Regions from separate parts of the Homo sapiens genome. Here region 2 is linked to region 1. A link is a loop called in an ENCODE intact Hi-C map of the cell type or tissue named here. Cell type or tissue: tibial artery. All regions are shown on one strand. Each heading gives the region's core, and the rest is flanking DNA. Links, peaks and the distances in the headings are about the cores only.

The links. Peaks named below come from ENCODE experiments on the same cell type or tissue, not always from the same donor. Only the 100,000 strongest peaks of a DNase experiment are listed, where the experiment ranks them.
Region 2: a loop joins it to region 1, with 2.2 times the contacts of the local background. A loop is called at or near these places in 1 of 110 quality-filtered maps.

The regions. Positions count from the first base shown.
Region 1 is chr4:139,969,836-139,979,868 of GRCh38, reverse strand. The region is part of intron 1 of MAML3 (mastermind like transcriptional coactivator 3); the gene reads left to right. Among named protein-coding and RNA genes, the nearest start is that of MAML3-AS1, 150 kb to the left of the region's middle. RefSeq lists an enhancer at 715-764. In tibial artery, for the core only: no CTCF peak of the experiment used is centred there; no DNase peak of the experiment used is centred there; H3K27ac peaks cover 7,496 bases.
Region 2 is chr4:140,079,129-140,089,161 of GRCh38, reverse strand. All of the region lies in intron 1 of MAML3 (mastermind like transcriptional coactivator 3), which reads left to right. Among named protein-coding and RNA genes, the nearest start is that of MAML3-AS1, 44 kb to the left of the region's middle. In tibial artery, for the core only: no CTCF peak of the experiment used is centred there; no DNase peak of the experiment used is centred there; H3K4me3 peaks cover 1,985 bases; H3K27ac peaks cover 6,365 bases.

The DNA.
Region 1 (10,033 bases), core at 806-8,805:
ACCCAGGACTGGGTAATTTATCAAGAACAGAAATTTGTTTTCTCACAGTTCTAGAGGCTGGGAAGTCCGAGATCACGGCACCAGCAGGTTCAGATGTCTGGGGAGGGCTACTCTCTGTCTCCAAGATGGTACCTTGATGCCACATCTTCTAAAGGGGAGGAACACTGTGTCCTCACATGGCAGAAAGGTAGAAGATCAAGCTAACTGAACACTGTGGGAAGCCTCTTTTATAAGGGCCTTACTGCTATTCATGAGGGAGTAGCCTTCATGGCCTCTTAAAGGCCCTGTTACCTCTTGATACTGTCACATTGGCAACACCTGAAGTTTTGAGGGGACACATTCAAACCGTAGCAACCACTAACCCAACTGTTAGTGGCTGGGCATGGATAGAGCTAAAGCAGCAACTAGAGAACACATGTGGACAGTATAGAAGGAGCTCAGCAGACAGGGGCAAATGGAGCTGGGAGGCAGTGGTGTCTATGGAGGGGTGGTTGGACAAGCTCTGCCTCCAAGCAGAAAAATGTGAGAAGGCATGTTTAAATGAATGCCATGTAAAAGAGCTAAAGAGGGAGCTATGAGCCAGGTAAGTCTAGACTCATTTCTAGCATGTTGAAGAGAAAGGCAACTTAGACCAAAATGTTTAAAATTTTATTTACAAGTTCTGTGGTCTCAAATCATTCTAATCCTTAGTTCTCTCACCTTTACAATGGGAGTAAAACTAATACTTTCCTTGCAGGATTGATGAAAGGCTTGTAGATAATGCAGGTGTAACACCTAATACAGAGCCGGACACATACAAAATGCTTCATAAGTAGTGGCTGATATTATGATTTTACTAGTACCACATAAGCAGGCTTGTTCCTTTGTTCTGTCAGTTTCTCTAAGGTAACTAGTCATAGAGCTCTTTGAAAGTAGTCATAGAGCTCTTTGAAAGTAGTCATAGAGCTCTTTGAAAGTGAAAGGAGGATGTGTACTTGTTTCAGTGCCATCTGGAAATGGAGAAGTGGCAAATCCGTTTCCTGCTATATAGCCAGTTCTGTGGGGAGGCCAGGTGGGCAGGCTGACTGGCAAGGTCTCTGGGGGGGATGTCATCCATGGGAGGGCCAAAGAGAGACACCAAGACAGATTAGGGATGGGGGACAAAGAGACCCAAGTCTCTTTGATAACCTGCCAGGGCCCAGATTGGAGCCCCTGAAGGAAGAGAATGTTGTGAATGCCTAGCGCAGTTGTGTGCTCTCTCTCTCTCTCTTTTTTTTTGATGTGGTTGATGCTGGGAAGTCATGGGAGGCATTTGGAAGACATAGTGAGGGTCAACTGCCCTTTACCCAGGAGGAGAAAGGGCAGAGACGCCATCCTCTGCCACTCGTTTTTAAAGCATTTGCAGATTTTCATTTTTGCAGGACTTTCCTTTCAGAGAGAAGTGGCACTTGAGACCACTTGCCACCTGTTGAGGCTCTTCTCTGCTCACTCCAACAGGCTTCCTGGAGAGGTCTTGGCTAATGCAATCTGGGCCTTGGGATAGATCTGCAGCTAGAGTTGGTGCTGAATCTTCCTGTGCTTGGGAGGCTCACCACTCCCAAAGATGGGGAGCCAGGAGTGCCATGCATCTCCACATTAGCTCACTTCCTTTGAGGCTGAAATCAAGAGAGAGACTTTGGTCCAAAGACTTTTTTTTGTAACCTTCTTGGGCTCCATTCTTCACATTTGCTTCCGAGTCAAGGAGAAGGAGCACAGACCTGAGGGATGGAGTGAATTCTAATCCAAGCTCTGAAACTGACCAGCTGGGGCCTGAAAGCAAGACTGTGACCTCAGTCTGCACCACTTCCCCTCCCATCAGTAAAGTGAGAGGATCCATTGTGCTACCTTCTGCAGTCCCTTTCAGCTTTGGTGTTCACTGATTCTGTGATGAATTTCCTGTAATTTCTGTGTAGGAACAGAAAAGAGCATAGAAGATCCTTTTTTTGTTTTTTTTTTGTTTTTTGTTTTTTGTTTTTTTGTTAGGGAGTTTCACTCTGTGGCCCTGGCTGGAGTGCAGTGGCAAGATCTTGGCTCACTGCAGCATCTGCCTCCTGGGTTCCAGCAATTCTCCTGCCTCAGCCTCCTGAGTAGCTTGGATTACAGGCACATGCCACCACACCCAGCTGATTTTTGTATTTTTAGTAGAGACGGGGTTTCACCATGTTGGCTGGGCTGGTCTCGAACTCATGACCTCAGGTGATCCAACCGCCTCGGCCTCCCAAGGTGCTGGGATTACAGGCGTGAGCTACCGCGCCTGGCCAGAACATCCTTTTAATTCTTATCTGGAGACTTAATCTATATGTTCATAATTAGTATTACCAGTAAGGGCAGAATGTTCCAAAGTAGGGTCTGACTGCATTTTTAAACAATGCAATTTGCAGAGCTCCACTCTTCCACTCCTTAGTCTTATGTGAAGGACACACTTGGACTAAAATGGTTATTGCTTTATCATAATTTGGGGATCTCTATCAGAGATGATTTAGGCCAGAGTTTCTCACCCTCGGCACTATCAGCATTTTAAATTAGATTCTTCTCTGTGGCGGGGGCCGTCCTGCGTACTCTGGGATGTTCAGCAGCATCCCTAGTCCATTTGGGCTGCTATGACAAGATACCATTAACTGGGTGGTTTATAAACAACAGAAATTTATTTCTCACAGTTCTGCAGGCTGAGAAGTTGAAGATCAAGATTCAGTGTCTGGTGAGGGCCTGTTTCCTGGTTCATAGATGGTGCCTTCTTGCTGCATGTCTCCTGGTGGAAGGGCCGAAGCAGCTCACCAGGAACTCTTATAAGGGCAAATCCCATTCATGAGGCTCTGCCCTTACGACCTGATTCCCTTCCTAAAAGCCCCACCTTCTAATATGGCACATTGATGATCAGGTTTTAACATATGAATTTTGGGGGAATACAGCCATTCAGACCATAGTACCTGGGCCTCTGTTTAATGGATGTGACACCCTCTTCTCCCCACAGTCGTGAAAACTATCTCCAGACATTGCCAGATGTGCCCTGGAGGGAAAAAAAAATCACCCTAGTTGAGAACCACTGATTTAGTTTTAATTTAGGGTATGTATTTAAAAGGCAGAAAAATAAGTATAGAATCAAACTTAATTAAGCAAATGCCTCTAAAAAACACTGAATTTTAAAAGAGGTAATAGTAAAATTTGAATTTGCAGAAATGTAGGACTTGCTTTTAAAGCTCATATCTTAAGTACATACTAACCACATATGGCTTCTCAACTGTACTTGAGATTTCTTCAATCAGGAAATAAGATCATCCACCTTTTTTTTCCTGAAGGTATCACCTATGATTCTAAGTAATATTGGATGACTGGATGTTAATGTACTATGCCTTCATAATTTCTAAAGAAATGTATGAATAAGATATTAACCTGACATAAATAGTACTTTCTTGCTGTGGCTCTAGTAAAGTCTTAACATCTGCACAGACTGGTAAAGACTTCATCACATCCCCTCTTGCTTTTTCCATTTCCAAGATGCTTATTACACCAAGGCTGATGTTAAAAAGATTTCTTGTCATCTGCTCTGATTACTGTTTTTGGGGGAGGAGAAAACATAATGAAGAGAAGAAGAAGAAAAGAAAAAAAACCAGAAGAACAGGATCTGTCTTTCCTGTATTTTGTGTTCCTGAGAGCTGATAGAGAACAAATTGTGAAATGTGGGAGGCTTTGCCCAGCATTCAGGCTGAAGTTGCCTTAAAAGGAAAGTATGGCACGTTACACATTTCCCACTTCCTTCTTTTTTAGTTTCCTTTTAGCCATTCTCAGAAATGTAAGCAGGAAGAAAATAGCAATCAATTATGTTTGGAAACAACTGAAGTTAAATCTGACTGATATTTGTTTATAAAACTATGCATCATTTTATTTTCAGTACATTTTCAGTTCCTCTTTTGCCCCTAACATTCTCCTAATTCCCATGGTGAATATATTTCCTTTAATCCAGGCCTGAACACTGAGATAGTTAACAGCCCCTGGTTGTTATTTCTTGATGAAGTCTCTCCTAGTCAGCTCCTTTTTTCTTCCCATTGCCTTCCTTTAGTCCAAGTTTTCATAACCTCTAGGCCCTCCACTTTGCAGTTCAATCTGTGAGGTTAATGACTTCACACCTTTTTCATTATATTCATGCCTTCATTCACTGGACAAATAGTTCCTGGGCCCCTATTCTAGGCCAGACACTGTTCTAGGCTTGAGACATACAGCAGTGAATAAAGCAGACAAAACCCCCTTTCCTCATGGAGTTTATACTACCTAAGGGAGGAGGGCAGTGGATAGAGACATTTTAGAAAGTAAATAAATCATATCACATGGTAGAATATGGTAGATGTAATGAAAAAAGTAGAGCAGGGAAGGGAGATAAGGAGGTATATGGGGTGTGTGTGTGTGCATGCCTGCACGCGTGTTCATGTGTGAGCCTGTGTGTATGGAAAGGGTAGGCTGCAATTTTAGATACGGTGATAGGGAAGGCTTCACTGAAAAGTGACATTTGAGCAATTACATGAAGGAGTAGCCAAACATGGAGATACCTGAGGAAAGAGCAGTCTAGGCAGAGGAAACGCATGTGAAAATGCTTGAAGTGTGCCTGGTATATGAGGAAGACTCTGAGGAGGCTGGTGTGGGAGAGGAGGACATAAGGCGACAGTTGATAGGGGTGGAAGAAGCAGATGCTGCAAAGCCTTGCAAGCCCTTGCAAGGACTTTGGCTTTTATCTGAGAGAGATGGGATGCTGCTGGATGGCTCTGAGAAGAGAATGGTGTGATCTGACTTGCAGGTTAATAGGATCATGTCACCAAGTCGTCATATCACTTCCCCTACTTAAATCCACCACTTGACAACATATAATCCCTTTATCCACAGAGACAAATACAAACTCATCTTCCCTGTCCCTAATCAAGAATTTTTCCAGTCACCCTGCACAAGCCCTCTGCACTCTTAGTAAACAGTGACCACCTCCTGCCCCTTTCACATTCTACCCGTCCTTCAAGTCCAAGCTGAAGTTTCTTTTTCCAGAAAACCTTTGCCACCTCAAAATTGATCTCTCTCTTCTCTGACCTCCTATCGTATTGATTATTTATCAATAAATACAATATAATATATGGACTTGACCATATATTATCTGGACTTCACCATATATTATCTTGGATTGTTTTCTACGTAGGCATTGAAAGGTTTATAGAACTTGAGACCTAGAAGAGTCTCGGGAATCATCTCTTCTGACTCCTTCATTTTACCAGTGAGGAAATAGAAGCCCAGCAATGTTTAGGATATTGCCAAATTCGCTCAACTAGCTGTTTAATGTGTACACTGCCTTTCTCAATGAAATTATAAGTACATTAAGGAATGATAACATGCCTTATACTTCTCCAAAATCTCCTATAATAGTGGTTAACATAGTACTCATGTAACAGACACTTACTAAGTTCAATTAAATGGCCGGGCGCGGTGGCTTACACCTGTAATCCCAGCAGTTTGGGAGGCCGAGACGGGCAGATCACAAGGTCAGGAGATCGAGACCATCCTGGCTAACACTGTGAAACCCTGTCTCTGCTAAAAATACAAAAAATTAGCTGGGCGTGGTGGTGGGCGCCTGTAATCCCAGCTACTCGGGAGGCTGAGGCAAGAGAATGGTGTGAACCCGGGAGGCGGAGCTTGCAGTGAGCCGAGATAGCGCCACTGCACTCCAGCCTGGGTGATAGAGCGAGACTCTGTCTCAAAAAAAAAAAAAAAAAACTATTAAATGTAAGAATAAATTGATTTTTAGGTGGTTTGGTTTTAAAGGAACGTTGTAGGCCGTTAATTCATCAACCACATTTTGAATTAACAGATGTTCTAAATGCAAAAAGCTATGTAAAATACTTGTATGTAATTTGGCTTGAATTTTAGGGATTTGCCTGTGAATGTAGTTAGATGGGAGAATGAGAAATTTTGCCTTTCTTGGAGGTTTTTGTTCTGATGTAATGGTGAAAGGTAATTCTATCATCTCTGCATGACACAGCTATTTTTGTTGCTTCAGCAAGATTTATCAAAGCAAGTGGTTTTTGACCATTCTTTGTCTCCAAGGGAGAGACAATTGTGGCAGCATCCCATCCTCTGAGCTGGTTTTTGTTTTTGTTTTTTGGAGAATAAGTGGTTTTGATTACAGGTGTGAACTTGTGGTATTCACAGATGTTGGTGGCCTGTCAGGACTATTTTAGGAGACCTCATTTATCCTTTGACCAAGAAATATCCTGACTGGGGCCTGACTTGAATATATAGCTCCCTGTGGGGGTGATGCCAAGGCTCCCTTCCAGTAATAACTGCTCAAGGAAACAAAGAGTTTCCAAGAGTCTGTGGTCCAGAACCTACACTTACTACACTTAACCTTTACGACGTAGACCCGCCCAAACGAATCAATAATGACTTTCCAGTGTTTTAATCTTCGCCGATAGATTCAGCACTGTTTTGAATTTGGCCTGCATGTGACCTAAACAATGGACTGAAGTAGGGAAAGCGAATTCAGCCTGCCTTTGCTATTCATGCACTGCAGCCAAAACAAAGCTCCTGAGGTTTGAAATGACTTGTTGGAGAAATCCTGCTGGTTTTAGAGAACTCTTTTAAAGCCCAATATTAGTGACCCACGGCCTGGCCCTATGACTGGGTCACTTAACTTAGTTGACCATAGCATGATTTCACTATGCTAAGAAGAAGGATGAAACACCTGAATGAGCCAAGTAGCTTGATTTATGGCTAAACACTGGATTCTTACTCTAAGTAGTCATCCAACAGCTGAATATCAGTGGTCACAAATCCAAGATAAAATGTAAATGGCTCAATGAACTTCATCAGAAACACAGTCTTACTGAAAGAGAATCCAGGTAGTATATTCATCTGAAAGAGAAAATGAAATACCTGGTATTTTTGGTGCATAATCTAGGTAATGTATTCTGTGTTGTATTTTGTTTATAAGTGTATAGTTCTCTAGCTAATCTAAATGATTGTTATTGTTTTGCTCCTTTAGAATTATCAAAAGCTTCATTCATTTATTTTCATACTTAAGATATGGATAATTCCTCTTTGCAAATTGTCGTCAGAATTCACAATTTAAAACTTTTAATTGAGGTATAATTTACATAAAGTAAAATTCACTAATTTTCAGTGCATACTTCTGTGAGTTTAGATAAATGTATACATTTGTATAATCACCATCACAATTATGATATGGAACATTGCCATCTTCCCAAAACCTTCTCTCATTTTAGCACACTTTTGCTATTACTGTTATTTGGTGGCAACTATTTTAGTGGCTTGACTTTGCAGGAAGTGAAAAAAGCATAAGGAGCCAAGTCTAGTGGCTAAGGTGGTTGTTGATCACATGGAGTGATGCATCTCTGAGTCAAAAACAAAATGTGACTATAAAGTCATGGGCCTCTGTTTTCTGATAAGGCTTGTAAACTGGTTCTGATGGTCATTTCAAAGTTGAACTTCAAGGACATTTTGAACAAAGGATTGGATATATTTTTATAATAAACCTTAGAAATGTTGCCCAATGTGGCTACCACTGTAGAGGGCAAGATTTATTTGGTTCCTTAATAGACACCTGGTATTTGCAGATTTAACATTTTGTGGAGAGTGGTGGGGGAAGGAGGGAGAGGATCAGGAAAAATAGCTAATGGATACTGGGCTTAATACCTGGGTGACAGGATGATCTGTGCAACAAACCACCATGGCACACATTTACCTATGTAACAAACCTGTACATCCTGCATAGGTACCCCTGAACTTAAAAGTTGGAAATTTTAAAAAAAAAGAAAAGCATTTTGTGTATTTAAAAGAACATCAAAAGTGTGAGATAGAAAGAAATCTGTAGTTTTGCCAAAGCATAAATTTGAATCTTGAATTTACAAGCTAAAATGGGTTCTGAGAGCAAGTGGGTCCACTAGTGAATGAGCCACGCCCACTGCTGATCCTCCCAATCTCATAGGGCCATGAGAAAGGTCCATTCCAAGTCTGGACCAGGGAATGCTCACACTGTGATTTTTTTTAAGGTGTCTTCTTTAGAAATGGCTCCCCAAAGAAAGTCAAGTGCTAGTATCAGAGATGGAAGTGAAGAAGACTAAGAAAGTAATTCTACCTAACCCAGAAAATGGAAGTATTGACCAGATTAAAGAGTGGTTAAGTCATGGCCATGAATGAATTTACCATATGAAAATAAGAAAAAAAATTAAAATTATTTCAGAGCAAAATATGACTAATGCAAAAATCACTCCTTAAGAGGGAAATAAGTCATTAGGGGTTGAGGAGATCCCTTACATTTTCAGTCATATTTATATTATGAAGCACAAGGCAAATTATATGCTATTGTATTTCTGAATTTGGGAATTCATGAATATTGAGGGTTTATTCTCTAAGGTTCTGTTGTGTTCATTCAGATACCAATATCATTAAATATAGTTATACCTGGTGTGCAGCCAAGAATTTGAGGGAAGTTGACATTTGAAACAGAATCTGTGGAGCTGGAGATAAAGAGAGTCCTTTGGACACTTTCTGTGGTTTAGTCCACAATCACCAAATGAGAGTTGATTGAGAGGGGCCTGGGAGGCTCGTGATGAGTTGTAGTTGCAGTGCAGTTTAGGTAGCCCAGAAGGTACAGTGAGAAGAGTTAGTAATTAGAGGAGATAACTCAGTGAGAAGAGTTAGTAATTAGAGGAGATAAAGAGGTTGGAAGCTGGTGGTTCCACTTTTTGAGAACTAGAAAGGAAAACTGGGATATGAAAAGAATGTGAAACTAACCCCTCGGTCCTTAATACATAGACACATATCATAATTCTAAGGCTTTCTAGTTCTAAGACAGAACTAGTTAACAGTAGAGACAGGAAATTTGGATTTTTTATTTTCTCATCTGTGATTATGGGCGATTCCATATCTTTCTCTGGAAATCAAAACAAATAGAGTAGCATGATTGGGATGTTTGACTGACTGCCATATGCTAGGTGCTCTTCTAGGCCTCTGGAAACAGTGAAAAGCCATAGGCCCTGCTTATAAGGCACTTTTAATGGTAAGAAGACAGACATGAAAGTGAACTGTGAAAATTCAATGGGAGCTGCTGTGATGAAGATCATGTACCAGGTGCAGTTAGAACCTCAGGAGAGTGAGCCCCTAAGTCCGCCTCAAGATATTTAGGCTTGTTGCTTCTCTAGCTGACCTTGTTCCCTCATTTGGAGAAAAGGAGATGGTGCTAAGTCCCTGAAATTGAATGACTTTCCTCATCATCTATTACCTAAACTGCTTGGGCGTCCTCCTAATCACCTTCTGCTTACTAATCTCTTGATTGTCTGATCCATTTTTAAAACCCATGCTCCATTTTCCTCTTAAGACCCTGGGTGGATCTGCACTGCCTGCACAGTAAGTCCAAAGTCCCTACCATGATTTCAGAGCCACCATCTACCTCCCTGTCACCATAGTCCTCCACAGACTGTGCTTCAATCCCCCTGGCTACTCTCCTGCCTTTGTGTGCTGCCAAGCATTTCCTACTTCCAGCTTTTGCTTGTGTTTTCTTGCTCATCTTCTCCACCTATCAAAATCCAACTAATTTCATCCAATGCTCTACTCAAATGCTACCTTGTCCGTGAAGCCTGCTCTAATCCTCTCAGTTCAATTTAATTATTGATTCCTTGCATTTCCACAACACTCATTTGCAGACTTCTCTGACAATAGTTGTACTTTGCTTTGATTGCAGCTCGTGTTTCTATGTCTACCTTTTTCACTAGATGGCAAATATCTGGAAGGCAGGGACTGTATCTTTCATAACCCACTGACCTCATACCCAGTAGTTAATGAAAAATCTTCATCAAATGCTGTTGAATATTGCCCAAGGTCAGATGTTAGTGGCAGATCAAGGTCTGAAAACTTGATTTATTTATATTTCTATCAAAATTTTAGGAACTCCAATATGTTACTTAACATGTGTCTACTCCATCAGGTGCTTCACCTTGGAAACACTTTTTTGTGAGTCAGTGGTGCG
Region 2 (10,033 bases), core at 818-8,817, 110 kb before region 1:
TCTTTGCTGGTGTCAGTCATAGGTATGATATGATAATAGAGCTTCACCTGAAGGCCTGTCATTTATTTTGTGTTTACAATAATTTCTTTTCAAAAACAAATTTGTGGGAGTATTTTGAGTATTAGTATCTTCCTTGTCATTGATGTTTTAAATACCAATATGTTTCTAGGTGGCTTATTCTAGAGCACTCAACCAGTGGATTCAATAAAGAGCAATTGGTTCCGTAGTTCATTTGTTCAATGATGATTTGTAGAAATTCCACACTGAAAGCACCGAACTGTGGGAGATACAATTAAGATACTGATTTTACTCAGCTTACATCTGATGACTGGGTATTGTGAAATAGTACACAGAAAACTCTAAATTAGTTCTTTTGAGTACTCTTAGAGTCTTGCTAAGCACTATGATAAGCACACTCACATTCCTTAAGAAGCTTTTAAATACCAAAGGAGATACCAGTGAAGAGCTCCTGGCAATGCGTTTTCTTGGTGAGAGCCAGTTGGGATATGGTTTGTCAGTGCATAAAGCACCTCAGAATTTTGTACACTGCAGAAACAAGGTCAGAGCTGTACTATAGGAAGTTCCTCTGTTAGTACCACGTAGAATAGGACAAAGACTAGAAGCTGGAACATGAGTTTGCTAGTCTGGGCAGAAATGAGGAAGGCCCAAACCGTGGAGCAGTGGGAATGGAAAGGAAGAGGTGTTTTGGACATAGAGATAACTGTTGAGATAAGAAGGAGAATCATTCAAAGGATAAGACTACATCTTGATGACTTTTTGGACAGCCCTGTCATGATGGAGAAATTGGGGTTTGTCTGAAAGAAGGGGATAGGGGAGAGAGGAGGGAAAGGGTTCTCCCTCTTAGACCAGGTAAATTTTCCTTCCTCCCTTCCTTTCTTCCTTACTTTTCTTTCTTTCCCTCCCTCCCGTCCTCCCTCCCTTCCTCCCTCCCATCACACTTTTTTGCCCAGGCTGGAGTGCAGTGGTGAGATCGTAGCTCACCATAACCTCGAACTCCTGGGCTCAAATGATCCTCCCTGTGTAGCTGGGACTACAGGTGTGCACCGCTATGCCCGGCTAATTTTTTAAATTTTTTTTGGAGTTGAGGTCTTGCGATGTCGCCCAAGCTGATCTCGAGCTCCTGGTCTCAAACAATCCTCCTGCCTCAGCTTGGCCAATTTTGTTTTCATGTGCTTATGTGTGAACCTGTTAACAAGTATTTATGCTTGATTGTTACTCATTTTCAGAAGGCTAAATATAATCTCATTTTCCTGAAGTAGAGAATTCTGTTTTTCATCGTAAAGAGTTGGTTGTATAGTTATGATTAAACAATTATTTTTGGCCCCTTCCTCCACCTATGACATGATTCAGTGCTTAAAAAGAGGCAGTGTGAGTAGTGAAGGAGACCCAGGATGAAATATAGATGATAAATTATCACCCTGAAAAGTACACACCCTCATTAGGAGCTGAAAGAACATATATTAAGACAACTTTAAAGTGAAGTTATATGCCTAAGACACTTTAAAAAAATAAATGTGAGTTTTAAACCCAGCGTTGATTAAAATGTGGAAAAACATCTTCACTTACACTTTGGTGATGTTTCTGTAAATGGGTACAATATATCCAGGAAAGAATTTCACAATAATTAAAAAGAGGTAAAACTTTATTGTTCGTAGCGTAGAAACCACAGGAAATTCCAAATCATTGTGAAGAATAAAGTTTCTCATGGTAGCATTATTTCCAGTGAAACTGAAACAGTGCAAATTCCCAAATAACAGAATGTCAAGGCAAATATTGCTTCGTAAGACAAAAATGTCTTTAGAATGGGATGCTATGGCAGGGATGAGTATATGAAGTCATATTCATTGAGAGGATATATAAGATAGCATGGACCCTCTGATTACTAGTAAAAGAGAACATCACTAGTAAAAGAGTCACACAAAAAATAGAAAATTTCAATTCTGAGTAAGGATTGGTAGGAGAATGTTTTGTATTTTCTTTTTTGAGATGGAGTCTTACTCTTGCCCAAGCTGGAATGCAATGGCACGATCTCAGCTCACTGCAACCTCCACCTCCCAGGTTCAAGCGATCCTCCTGCCTCAGCCGCCCTAGTATCTGGGGTTACAGGCACGCACCACTATGCCCGGCTAAGTTTTGTATTTTTAGTAGAGACGGGGTTTCGCCATGTTGGCCATGCCGGTCTCGAACTCCTGATCTCAGGTGATCCACCCACCTCACCCTCCCAAAGTGCTGGGATTACAGGCGTGAGCCACCGTGCCCGGCCTATTTTCATTCTTTTTTCAAAGTGAGCAATAGGGACATAGCTTAAAAGAAAGAAAATTTCTTTTTAAAATCTCTCTTTTTTTTCTCTACTCCTACGACAGGTTAGAAACAAAGAAAATTTCTAGTGAAATGGTTTAATGTTCATGGTCCCCTTCCCCTCTTCTCTCGTTCACCCCACCCCACCTTTAAGTGGTTCAGTTTACATTTAGGTTTACTCTATATTATGAGAGAGAGTAGGAGGATGAATTCACCATATTCGTGAGGGTCTGAACACTGGTACTTTAGTTCTGATTCTGCCATACCTGTAAGATCTTGAGCTGATCGCAAAATAATTGATATTTTAAATGCCTTTTTTTTTCCCTTAAAGAATGATTGAAATTTCTTCATCCTCTCTGTTCTCACATTGATACTGAGAAGATCGTTGGAATAAAGCATGTAAAACCACTTGAAGCATTTGGACGACGAGACAGTGTATTGTTTAACTCTATTGTGGGACAAAAGAAAATGAAAGAAATGGATACTGGAGATGACCTGTTTGAGTCCAAGCATGTGTGCTTATCAAAGTGAGATTCAAGGAAGAGAAGTTTCAGGGGACGCTGATGGGGCAGGGTCTTACCCAGACACATTTGTGAGGTAGCGCCTATGTGCGGATGGTGGAGGGTCAGATCAGCTATTCCCGCCTTAGAGCAACTTTGGACACATCACTGAAGCTTTTAATGTTTTATGTATATGTACAGAGAGATCCTCTTAAATTGGAAAACAAACATTTGAGGAGGGCCTGTAAGAGCCATTTCTTAGATTAGAAAAGACTTGTGCTGAATCCAAGAAAAGAAAACATCACGGTGAAATGGAAAGTTTACATGAGTTTTAGTTAGAGCCAAAATTTTCTTCACTAAAGTAAATTTAGACCAGTAGTAGTTAAAGGGGAAAGCATAAATTTTCCACTGGCAAAAATGATAGAGGCCAAGAAGAAATCTGTAGGACAAATGGCCACAGATATAAAATAATTAAAAAACGACGGTTTTCAGTGCAACTGGAGCTACGGTCTCTGAGAAAATTTGACTAATGAAGGCAGCAGCTACACCCAATAGGTAGGATTTTGGGTGTCTTATTCTTTATTTTGAAACTGTATTTATTATACATGAACATTGAAAGGTACCCGTGGGTTAAGCATGCTCTTGTGTGAGAGACAAGAAAAGCAATCGGAAGTATTTTCAGAATTCTTTTCATGCCCATGTGTTTGCCCGTTTTGGCCAAGCAGCTCTGGAAACAGCTGCCCTGACCCTTCTAAGAGGTTTGCATAAGGGCGCAGAGAATGGAGTTCGTAGCGAGTGGGAGGAACCAGTGCAGGTATCTATCATTTGTTTTCCTTTTCCTGAGTCAAATGGGGGCAAAGTAGAGAACCTTTTAGCTTCTGTACATGTGCACAGTGTGATTCAGGTAACCAGGGGTGGGGAATGGAGTAATTCCCTCCTCGGGTTTTATGAGGGTGCCCTGGGGCCTGCGCTCTGTCCCCTGGGAAACAGATCCAAACTAGGGTGTCCTTTGAAGTTACTGGCTGCTCCACTTAGACCAGCTCTATGACTGCAAAGCAAGATGAGTAACTGGTCGCAAATGTTTAACTACCCATTACCCGTTTGTTAAGAGCTTGGGAAGAAATACGCAAGGAAAACACAAAAACAGATGAGACAACAGGCATTTAGACCTTATTTGTTTCTTCGTGCTGTGGCTGGTATGTAAACAAACCCTTGATTTTGTGAACTCTGTTCACATCCTGCTAACAGCTTCACTGTGGTCTGGGGGCAGATACTGGGATGCCAGAAGCATCAGAGGGGATATTCAGGGGAGCATTTCCAAATTATCACCAAATGATAGCAACAGCAGCCACAACAAGGACTATAACCCAATGTAAACCGTTATAGCTATCCTCCCCTGCCGCCCCCCGATGTTTTTAAGGTTACATTGGACTAGGGTGATGCATTGTAGGGGAAAAAAAGGTAGTATTTTAAATACTAGACCTTTGTATTTTTCCCATCGTTTGACAAAACCTTGAACACAATGTGTTCAAGTCATTTGTTAGTCCTCAAAGTAGGTTAAAGGATTCTCTTTCTTTGGAAAAGTAAGTTTTGTTTCTGGGGCCCAAAAATAGTTGCTAAAATTTTTTCCATTTTGTTTGTTTTGTTTATGAGTCGTTTCATTTTGGAGGTCAGGAAATAAATGCTGGCGTTAGGTCGTGCTTCATAGTAACGAGGTGAAAAGTGGAATATTAGGAATAAAGTGGTGGGAAAGGAGGTAATGGGGAAATCTGAGACATAAATACTCAGATACAGGAAGTTGAAGAATTTAGGAATAAATAAACCTTCAAATGGCTGATCTAGTAGTGAAAATGTATAAAGAAATACACAGCATTACTGTTGTCTTTGAGGAGCCTGCCTGATATTTAGGGTGGCAGTGTGCCAGGTTTCATACCTTCATTCCCTGTGTATACGTGCACATTAGGTTGTGCACGTGGCAACAAACCATCAAAAATAGTTGAGAAGAGTTTTGTAAACAAATAAAATATTTAAGTGATTGTAACAAGACAAGTAGGCCTGGCTGTAAAGTTGTGTCTGCCACTAAAGGGTAAATCCCTGAGTAGTCATCGGCCCTTTGCTTGTCTAGTAATTTAGATTTTCAGAAAGCGTTTGATAAAGTTTCTCTCACGTGCATATTATCAGATAATAGTAATCATTCATTCATGCATTCATCCAATAAATACTTACTGAGTGCTAAGTGATGGTGACATATTATAGATTTCAGATTTCTAGAAATAACCAGAACTGGGGAGATGGGGTTGGCCATTCTCTGCTGGCAGGAGGGTGAGTTCCATTATTCTCTCTCTCTCTCTCTCTCTCTCTCTCTCTCTCTCTCTGTGTGTGTGTGTGTGTGTGTGTGTGTGTGTGTGTGCGCGCGTGTGTGTTTCAATCTAGGGTGTTTCTTTTGCCGTTGGGCTTTTCTGTAGCCTACAGGAGTCAGTGTGTTGGGGCGAACTTAAGGCCTGGAGGAGGAGTGGAGTGGGCCAAATGCTTGTAAACTGCCTGGGAGAGAGGTAGAGAATGGCAAGTGGATCTAAAACAAAATAAAATACCCAGACCCTGCTGTTGGCAAAACATCAATTGGCCTAGTTAATACAGGGGAAACTTAGGGGAACCTTCTGGTTAGACTGAGAGGTAAAACTAAAGAATAACTGGAGTTGCCAGAAAAGTGGATGGTAGCATGATGTCATAAATTTGACAGGCAGACCTGCATGTTAGGAAAAGCACACGGTTCAGGAAAGGCTCAAGTGTCAGGTCTGAGAAGCCCAAATAGCATTTATGTGCAAACAAGGAACATATCCATCTGTATTCCTTCCTGTTTTTCTGACTACTTAAGATTCCATATTAGATGCTCCTGACCTCCCTAAATCTGGCCCAGGGCAAGAAGGGTGACTGTGCATTGGAATGGCATGCATGGGAGTGCTCATTTATTCAGAAATCATTTGCAGAGCAGCAACCATGTATTAGTTATATGTGTAAAAGTAGTGGGCATTTTCTTCCAGCACCTAAGAGGAGTGGGCAATGTGGGGAAAGATAGGGGAAATGTTTTACAGATGCCACAAAGATGAAGCTTCTTTCAGAAGGTGAGCTGTAATGTAGTGGAAAGAGACAGACAAGACCTGAGCTTTATTTGCGGTTCTTTACTTACTAGCTAGGTTCTGAGCCTTCGATTCTTTTCCATAAAATGGAGATAATAATTTCTATCCTTTTCCCTCCTAGATTTGTTGTAAACATGAAACTATTCATAGAAAGAATACAGAGTAAACTGTTAAGCACTATATACATGTTTGTATAATCAGACGATTGTTTTCAAAAAGTAGTAATAGCACACCCTGAGCGGTTAGAGTTGCTGATGAACCTTGCCTGTTTTCAGGGATTGCCTCCTTGGTGGAGCATCATGAGTCCAGTTCACTTGTAAATAGAACCTTCCCTGGTTCTTTTTGAATTTAGGGCTACTGGTACGAGCTCAGCCCCGGTGGGACCCAGGAGTTTCACAGTGGTCTCCAACTTCGGGATTTCTGACAAGCTCCTAATACAGTTTATTTAAAAAAAAAAAAAATCCTAGAGTGGTTGAGTTGCCTTCTGGGGAAAGCCTGGTGGGGGTGCGTTGGTGCCTTGGGATGAGCAGGACTTTGTGCCCGCCCCGTGTGAACTTTTACTTCCTGACAGCAATAGAGATGGACTTGCCTGTGAGGTCGGGAGCTGTATGCTGGGGACTGCAAAGGCCATGCCTTGGTATGGGCTAGTGGCCATAGTAACGACACTACTGTGGGCAGAGCTCCATGTTAGGCCCAACAGGCAACCAGGCAGGGAGGAAGGACGCTGGGAAGCAAATACAGGCAAACAGCATCTTCAGATGTGGAGGTGGTCCCAGCCAGTACTGCAGGCCCACCTTCCTCTCAGAGGCAGTCGCTGCTTTGGCCAGTGTGTCTGTGTGGTTTGTTTTAAATTAGACGAGGCCTGAAAAATGAAAGGAAAACGAGAAGAATTTCACTATGAGAACATATGGAGATGACCAGATTCGTCCCACTTGAGCCCCTGGGCAGAATAAACTTGCACTGCTAGTGGTGAACAGCAGTGTGCAATAAAACATTCTTCCCTTGAACCCTTTGACTGTGAAAGAGGCACAAGGGGAGAACGCAGCAGGAATTCTTTCTTTTCAGCTGCTTCCTACTCTGTTGCTTACATTCACTCCGCAGATCTTATTGGTCTGCTACTGTGTGTGAGAGGGAGAAAAGACTGAGTGTGTGTTTTATGGAGGAGACTGATTAGCTTTGGCCCTGTTTTTGTGTCATTGGTGGTGCTATGGATCCTATTTTATGTTTACTGCCCCTTGACATTTCTTAAAAGGAGTCTTCAAAGCAGAAGGTCCTATTCTGAAGATAGGTTTCTGGGCAGTAAAGTTGACAGGGTTTAACATCAGGAAAATAAACCTAATAGAAAAAGAAAGAAGCATAAACAACTCCAGCTACATTCCACAGTGGCCTTTGATGGGAAGAGGCCTTGTTTATGGAGATCTACGGGCAGCCTAGACGGTTCACATCCTCTGGTGTTGTGCAGTGTGAGGTCTGTTTCCTACCCTCCCCATTAGATGACCCCAGCATTTGTAGCAGCGGCTACATATTAAAGCCATTAGATAAAATCATGCCAATGAGACTTCAATGTTTACTCACAGAATTTCTCAAATTGGGGCACTGTTGACTTATTCCTCCCTCATCTATTTCTCCCTTAGCTCAGCCAATCCCAGTGCTCTCTCTTCTTCAGCCAACCAATGCCTGCATATTTAGTGAATTTTGCATTTATGTTATTGAACTTGAAAGCAACTTGCTTAATATAACCAAGGAAGTACCTAAAAAGCTTTATTTCAGTAAGCACGATATTGGTAAATAAGGAGAGTGTTGTCTTATGGTCCTTGGATATACTATTTTTCTTCTCAGTGATAAGACAGTGAGTTAATGAGGATTTTGCTTGTGGAACTTCGGGTGTAGGTTGTAGATGTGTGTTTACATTTTGTGTTCATGTACAAATGTGTATGTATATTTGTTTTTTTTTTAATGTGTTTAATCTCCTGACAAAGACATGTTATTTTCTTTTTTATACCCATACCTCTTATAAACAGAATTCCAGAGGGAAAAATCTAGGCAGAGGAAGCCTAAAATATTTTTAGCAGATAAAAAGTGATGTTGCTATAACCACAGATATTCAAACAGAAAGTAAAGTAGACGTGAGAGAATGCAATGTGGTCTATGCATTGTAACATTTTCCTTCATAGTAAGGCATGGGGGTTAGGGGGAAGAACCCACCTAACAGCTCATATATTTTGTGTTTAATGATGTGTAAATATTTGGCTATATTTAATAATTAAAACTATGGATTCCATTTTTCTATATAGACGCCTGCTCAATTCAGAATTTCTTTTTATATACAAACAAGCAAAAAGATTGAGTGGGATTTTACCTTATGTGGAATAGCACAACAGTATAAAGCCAGGTGTTGGTTTTAGTGGAATCAGTGTTTCAGGCAAAAATAGCCATCATTGCTGCCTTTTTTCATCAGTTTCTATACTAACCAGGCAGGCCTCTGCATTGGGAAAACATAAGTTGGAGTGGAAACCGAACAACGGGAAGTTTTCATATATTTTCTTACCTCCATGTTGAGTGCTTACCAACTGCAATTTTAGAGGGTAGGTTTTTTAGAGGTGCTCTGCAAACTTCCTATGGTGAAAGACCAGTTTCTTCTCCTTCTATTTCCAATCCATTTCTCACTGTTACATTTAGAAAATACAATAAAAATGTACTACTAGAAAAGTGATCATGTGCTCGAATGTTCCTTTAATTACAGATTGCTGTGGGCCTCTCACCATGCACTTTTAAATTTCTGTGCCCTGTGGGTGTGGAACATTACCGTTTAAAGGATGAGAACCAAGTCCAGACACCATGCTTTGAGTAACACCATCTTTGGGCACATTCAGACCCATGAGTAGAGCTCCTGTCTGTGATGGTTAAATGAGTGAAAAAGCCTAAAGAAGAGACATTTCAGCTGTTTGCCTTTTCTGCAGGCATTTCTGTGCTAGCTCCTTCAAGCTCCCTCTTTAGTCTTTGCCTCCCATTCTTTCTATTGTGTACCTTTGGGTTAATTACACATCTTAACTTCCCGTTTCCTGCAGATTAACCTTCACTTCAAAAATGTAAGTGATTACATGCACTTCTTTTTCCCAAAATTAACTGCCATACACTCCGTATTCATCATTCAAGGGAGTATCGTATTTTTTATTAATACATTTGAAATAAATCCAAACACCTGTCTTGCATTTTGTAAACATTTTCTCAACTCCATGTTGAGTGCTTACCAACTGCAATTTTAGAGAGTAAGTTTGTATCTTAGAGTGAATTACACCTTCTATGAGTACATACATTTTACAGGTCAGTCTGAGACATTTACATAACAATTAAGAAAATTAATATATTGCTGACTTCCTCTCTTTGGCTTTGAATGCCTATAAATGGCACTAAATAAGAAGGTCATGGTATTAGTAATGCAGAATTCAGTCTTTGGTCTGGGGTCATTTGGGAAATATTAACTACTTTCTTATATATGGTTAGACCTTGACTAAATGCTTTTTAGTATTCTTAGGATTTTTGGGGGGATGGGAGTTGTTTACTCTTTAGTTTCCCAATGCAAGGAGGAAAAATATAAATATGTAGAACTATGGCCAGGTGTGGTGGCTCACGCCTGTAATCCCAGCACTTTGGGAGGCTGAGGCGGGCAGATCACTTGAGGTTAGGAGTTTGAGACCATCCTGGCCAACGTGGTGAAACTCCATATCTACTAGAAATACAAAAATTAGCAGAGTGTGGTGGTGGGTGCCTGTAATCCCAGCTACTCTCGAGGCTGAGGCAGGAGAATCTCTTGAACCTGGGAGACGGAGGTTGCAGTGAGCCGAGATTGTGCCACTGCACTCCATGCCTGGGCAACTGAGCAAGACTCCATCTAAAAAAATTTTTTTTAAATTAATTAATTAATTAATAGAACTATAATTTGCTTCATGTTTCCTCCTTTCAGAAGGATGTTCATTCACAAATCTAATTTTCCCTAATTTAAAATTCCTTTTTTAAAAAGTCGGTTGACTATCATGGCTGAAGAGGTTACCTTCCTTTCTGGAAACTGAGTCAGAG